Regions from separate parts of the Homo sapiens genome. Here region 2 is linked to region 1. The links are chromatin contacts, found by Hi-C or POLR2A ChIA-PET in ENCODE. All regions are on one chromosome and are shown on one strand. The core of a region is the stretch at or near the end of the contact, and the rest is flanking DNA. Distances in the headings are between cores, read along the strand shown. Region 1 overlaps STAU1 (staufen double-stranded RNA binding protein 1). Region 2 overlaps B4GALT5 (beta-1,4-galactosyltransferase 5).

Region 1 (2,700 bases), core at 118-2,617:
TTCTTTTTTTGAGACAGTGTCTCCCTCTTGCCCAGGCTGGAGTGAAGTGGCACAGTCTCAGCTCACTGCAACCTCCACCTCCAGGGTTCAGGCAATTATCCTGCCTCAGCCTCCTGAGTAGCTGTTATGGGCGTGCATCACCAAGCCCAGCTAGTTTGTGTATTTTTTGTAGAGGCAGGGTTTCACCATGTTGGCCAGGCTGGTCTCAAACTCCTGACCTCTGCTGATCCACCTGCCTCAACCTCCCAAAGTGCTGGGATTACAGGCGTGAGCCACGGCACCTGGCTTGTTCTGGGAAATAATTTTAAATGCAGAATTATCCCATACAACGATGAATATCCAAGGTGGTATTTACTGCTCAATTCTTTCTGCCAGCCACCGCTCTTTAACAGATGAGGCTTTATAGTGTGAGTAGTTTTCAGCTTTCAATTCTCTTTCTCACAACCTACAATCGTCTGTCAACTGAGGCCCCTGTCAACCCCTTACACAACCAGTGTTCTATATCTGGGATAAAGAAGTGTGGGTGGTGATACTTTCTTTTGCTTTTTGAAGGTAAATGTGAGAGCTCCCTAAATCTGCAACCTATCAGATCAGAAAACAGGGTAAGAAAACATTTGAAATAGAAGACACTTGGATTCATATGCTTACCTGCAGCTGCACTGGTGGATGTAATAGATGCAGAGGGTAAAGCAGAGTTTTGAATGGGTCTACCTGCATTTTCAGAGGGCAGAGAGCTAGTAGTAGAAGGAATACTCATCAAAGGCTGTGAGAGAAGAGACTGGTTCTTGTTCAGTATTTGGCTCCCTGAGAGAGCAGCAGATGGGTTCTGAACTTGCACTTGAACTTGAGACATGGTCACTTTCAACAAAAGTGAACAAATGCAGGTAAACAGCTTTCAGTGCAGGTTAATTCAGTGCTATGAAGTCTAAAGTTCTACCTAAAAGTTGTAAGGGAAAGAAAATAAAAAGGTAAATTATAGAGGAGATATGTAATTGCCAATATTCAGTCAAAATGGTGTCACCTACTGACTTATGAAAATAGCTCCATTTAGCATGTAGCTATGTTGATTTATTCGAAATATGTTTCTCCTTGGTATACAGTAAGTTTCTTGGCCTTGTGACTTTCCCACAGTGTTTTTTAAGTGATTTACAATACCTGTGTGCTCTGCATATTCATTATACAAAGAGAATCAGTAGGGTATAATATTTATTGGTGAGTATTAAGAATTGCAAACTATAGCTTACATTCAAAAATGCAAATTTGAAAGTATGGAGAGGTTTCCATAGTAATTGGGGCACAGTAAGGTTTCTTTCTGGTCTCAAAATTACAAGAAACTGAAAGCAAACTAGGTTTATCATACCAGGAACAGGTGAATGTGAACACTGCTTCCTCTTAAGGACCAAGGCTCAGACTGACAACCTTAGGGCCTTAAGTTGACAGAAGGAAGGTAGGATACTTCTGCTGTTTCTTTTTCTTTATGGTGATGAGAGATGTATTGTTTTCCTAAAAGGCTTGTTTGAGGTCTCATTTAATTATAGAACCCAAACAAGGAAACTATCACAACCCTACCCAGGCTCACAGATCCTGAGAAGTGATGTGAGTAACAAAGACCATACTAGAGAATTTATACTATTAAAAGCAAAAGTGGAGATGAAGAAGACAGGAATGGATTTTAGACTGGCAATTTTACTGGTGTGGTTGGGTGGGGGAGCACTGGAGCTTGTTTACTTCATATTGTAAATTAAGAGAATAATGAAGGCATTACTTCTAAATACATTAAATTTCTTCACGAGACAAAAATAAGGACAGTTGTGTTCATTTTCATGGCCATCCTTTAAAAGCTGAAAATGTTTTTAATGAGTCAAAGTACTTAAAAATAACCAGTGGCAACAAAGAACAGAAATGACAGGTCTCTCAGGAAATAGCCAACCAATGCAGAAACCAGCAAACCAACTAATTAGAAGTTCTATTATAAAGAAACAGTTACTTTAATTTTTTTTAAGTATCAAAATGATTTTTAAAGCTGGTCCTCAAGAAAGAGATGAATGACCAGAGCAATTAAGCTACTTGAGGAGTCCTAACACATTCTCTCTTACTGAGAGCAAAAAGGACTGCAAAACTCAAAAGAAACTCAAGCGAAATGTGACTCTGGATAGCAGAGGCATAAGTATTACCTTATTCAACAAAATTCCCCAAGAGTGCAGTTGTTCCTTTTTACTTTCAGAATCAGAACAAAATAACAGAGGCGTTCCATTGAAGATCTACATAATGGTCTTAGAAGACAAGTCGCCAGTGTCAAGAAACAAGTCCAGAACCATTCAGAAGTCAGCTATGACCTTATTTCATTGGGTTTTTTTTCCGTCAGCTGCTAAAATAGAAACACTTTTTTCCTCCTCTCTTCCCCTCTCTTCATTTATTCACTCACTCCTCCTTTTCCTGCTTTTTGTAAACTATCTTGAGAGCACTTTTTAAAACAAAAAAGTCACTTGTGTATGTACGACTTCACAACACCAACCACAGGTCTCAAGGTCAAAAAATGAGCTAGGAGTAAAGTATCTGCTCCAGAATCTACCCCCATCCCAGAAAGAGCAACCCAACTGTGTCCTGAGTGGCTCTTAGAGTTTAAGACTCTGAATGAATGCCTAAATTTAGAAAGGGTGTGGACCAAGGGATTTTTGGTTAATGTTCTCTAAAGCAGGC
Region 2 (2,700 bases), core at 109-2,608, 510 kb after region 1:
CGAGACTGTGTCACTGCACTCCAGCCTGGGCGACAGAGCAAGACTCCATCTCAAAAAAAAAAAAAAAAAAGATGTGGGAAAAGTTTGGTTTGGGATGTATCTAGATTGCCAACTAAACCTAAATCAAAGTATACTAATATTAAAAATCCTGTAAATGGGCCAGGAATTGTTACAGAGGGAATAAAGACCCTAGCAATGTTCACATAAGAAGTTAAAGCACTGCGGGGTTTTTCTATGCCCGTAAAGTATTCTTTAGTCTTTGGAATCAAGAACTGCATTTAGGGTCGGGTGTGGTGGCTCATGCCTGTAATCCCAACACTTTGGAATTACAAAATCCCAGGAATTAGTAACTTTTTTTAGTGAGTCTGCAAATGTTACTGAATAAGCCAGCCGCAGGACTGCTCATGGAAGGGGAAGGGAGGCACAGGAGACCGAGGTGGGAGGATCACTTGAGCCCAGTAGTTACAGAGACCAGACCAGCCTGGGAAACATAGCGAGACCCCATCCCTATTAAAAAAAAAAAAGAAGAAGAAGAAGAAAAAGAATTGCATTTAGTCTTTACCTATAACGTCCTATAATGTCATAGGTGAACTAAAAGAAATGATAAATATATCCTCCTGTTGTCTCTCAATGGCTTTCCACCACTTTCAAGGTCCAAATTCCTCATGCTTAGTATGACTCAGAAAAGTCCATAAAACCTGGCTCCTGCCTCTGGAATTTCAGTTCTTGCCACTCCCAACTCTACCCACAATGGACAGTTCTCTGGAACCTGCTAAGATCTCAGACAATGCTGCTCCTACTGGCTAGGTGCAAAGACACAAAAACTAAGATTTCAAAAGCAAAAAATCCCGGGAAAAATAATCTATCACAACAAAAGCATGAGCTCAGGAAGAAAAGGGAGTGGAGGGGATAAGAGCAGGGGAGGGGGACCAAACCCAACTTTGCCTCCCTTCCCCTTCCACGAGCAGCCTGGTGGCTGGCTTGTTCCGTGTGTTCAGTAACATTTGCAAGGACCAAAAAAATCACTAATTCCTAAGATTGCTGTTACTCTCAAACAAAAGTCAATTCCCAAGCCCACACACCCCACAGTCAAGCTGAGAGTTAAAACTCAGAAAACTCAAAGGCCTTAGGATACTGACCCTATGCTGGCAACCACATAGCTCAGAAATGCAACAAATATTAAATTATGGTGTCCTGTAATGGATTTACACTTTACTTTTAAATATTAACAAGACGGCCACAGGGAGTAAGTTTATCAAGGGATAAGAATCCTAACAGTACCTCCTAGTTCACTCAGAGGCCAATTAACATTTCCCACCACGCCCAACAACAAGGCTCCTGGGGGTGTTCAAAGTTGCTTATGACCCTGTGGAGCTATCAGCAGGTACCTCTGCCCCAGAACCTATTATGAGCAATGCACTAGGGGCTCGGTGCACAAGGAAACACCTGAACTACAACTACCCAAGCAAATATCATATCTTTGTAGGTTGTCGGGTTTCTTCAGCTGTCTGAAGATACAAAACCTCATGTGACTGTTTGATTTTTAGTCTCTTCTCACCTTGGTCTTCCTTTCTCACAGTTATTTTTAAAATCAGCAACTGGCTAATATTTGAAAACTGTCAGTAGCCAACTGTCCGTTTCACAATTAGATCACTGTTCAAAAGGAGCAGAATTTTCAACTCTAGACTTTAGTTCAACAAGCTAGCAAATCATTACAGGAATGAGTGACTTCATCTTTACAGCTGGGTCGCTGCACTATGAGGCTACACTAAAATATACCTAATTGTTGAATTCCAACATGTCTGTAGGCCCTCCCCGCATCTTCAAGGTTAGAGTTTTTATTATTGCATCCTCCCCCAACCCAACCCCCCCAGACAAAGCTTGGCATTTTCGGAATCCCTACTCATAAAGTGACTCAGTCCACCGATGGGCCAACTGACAAATCCTTAAGGGATTAAGATATTACCAGGTAAAAAGTGACTTTTAAAAATGTACATAATACATATATATGTAGAGAGAGAGAGTGTGTGTGTGTGTGTTACAGGAAAGCTATTAACTATACTATGAATAAAACAAAATTTCACTGAAAATAAAAGTGATCAGGTAGCACTGACTACAACCTTCTAAATTCCCCCTAAATGAATCCACAGAAAGACTTTCTTGAAGGGTCTTTTGCTAATTTGCGGTTAGAACACAACACACTCAAGAAAATGATGCTCACAGCAGGACACTAATACTAAGTAATTTCTGAGATTATGTCTGCATTTGTGCTAAATAATTTATGCTAGGAGCAGAAATAAAAGCAGAGATGAAGTTAAGCTATTGATTGAAGACTGTGCTAACCCCATTAAAAATAAAGAGAGGTATGAATGTGTGCCTTCACAACTCAGCTCAGGATATACTTGCCAACTGAGCTCTTCCTTCCGTAAGAAGGCCCATTGCTCTTGGCTACTGCGCAGGGGCTATGAAGGCCCCATGGTTCTAGGACTAGAGCAGATGCGTACAAACTCCCTAAAGTCACAGGAAGGAAGGGGAGGCACAACTGGAGAGAAGTTGGTGAACTGCCTCTCTGGCCCATAGGGGCATGAGGGCGGGGGGCACAGAATAAAACCATAAAGCAATAATTTTCACTATTTAAAAGAACAAGTCTAAATGGCACACATCCTCTGTGTCTAAGATGACTAGCACTGCTGTTTTTTG

What was found. A loop is a pair of places that touch in the nucleus more often than their neighbours do. ChIA-PET counts read pairs that join two places held with the same protein, here RNA polymerase II (POLR2A). Pooled maps may share reads with other maps.
Region 2: a loop to region 1 is called in a pooled map, with 3 times the contacts of the local background. The contact joins two enhancer-like sites. A Hi-C loop is called at or near these places in 4 of 50 pooled maps. POLR2A ChIA-PET finds 5 or more read pairs at or near these places in 3 of 52 experiments (GM12878, activated CD4-positive, alpha-beta T cell and activated naive CD4-positive, alpha-beta T cell).

Annotation. Positions count from the first base shown.
Region 1 is chr20:49,165,349-49,168,048 of GRCh38, forward strand. STAU1 (staufen double-stranded RNA binding protein 1) reads right to left here. Exons shown (of 14, transcript NM_017453.4): 3 at 649-937. The coding sequence starts at 853. Among named protein-coding and RNA genes, the nearest start is that of STAU1, 22 kb to the right of the region's middle. Within about 2 kb of position 1,368, at least 2 of the 41 ENCODE cell types and tissues checked have a DNase peak (open chromatin) inside an H3K27ac peak, as active enhancers do; they include GM12878, where a contact is called at or near this core.
Region 2 is chr20:49,674,178-49,676,877 of GRCh38, forward strand. All of the region lies in intron 1 of B4GALT5 (beta-1,4-galactosyltransferase 5), which reads right to left. Among named protein-coding and RNA genes, the nearest start is that of B4GALT5, 38 kb to the right of the region's middle. RefSeq lists an enhancer at 2,421-2,500. Within about 2 kb of position 1,359, at least 14 of the 41 ENCODE cell types and tissues checked have a DNase peak (open chromatin) inside an H3K27ac peak, as active enhancers do; they include GM12878, where a contact is called at or near this core.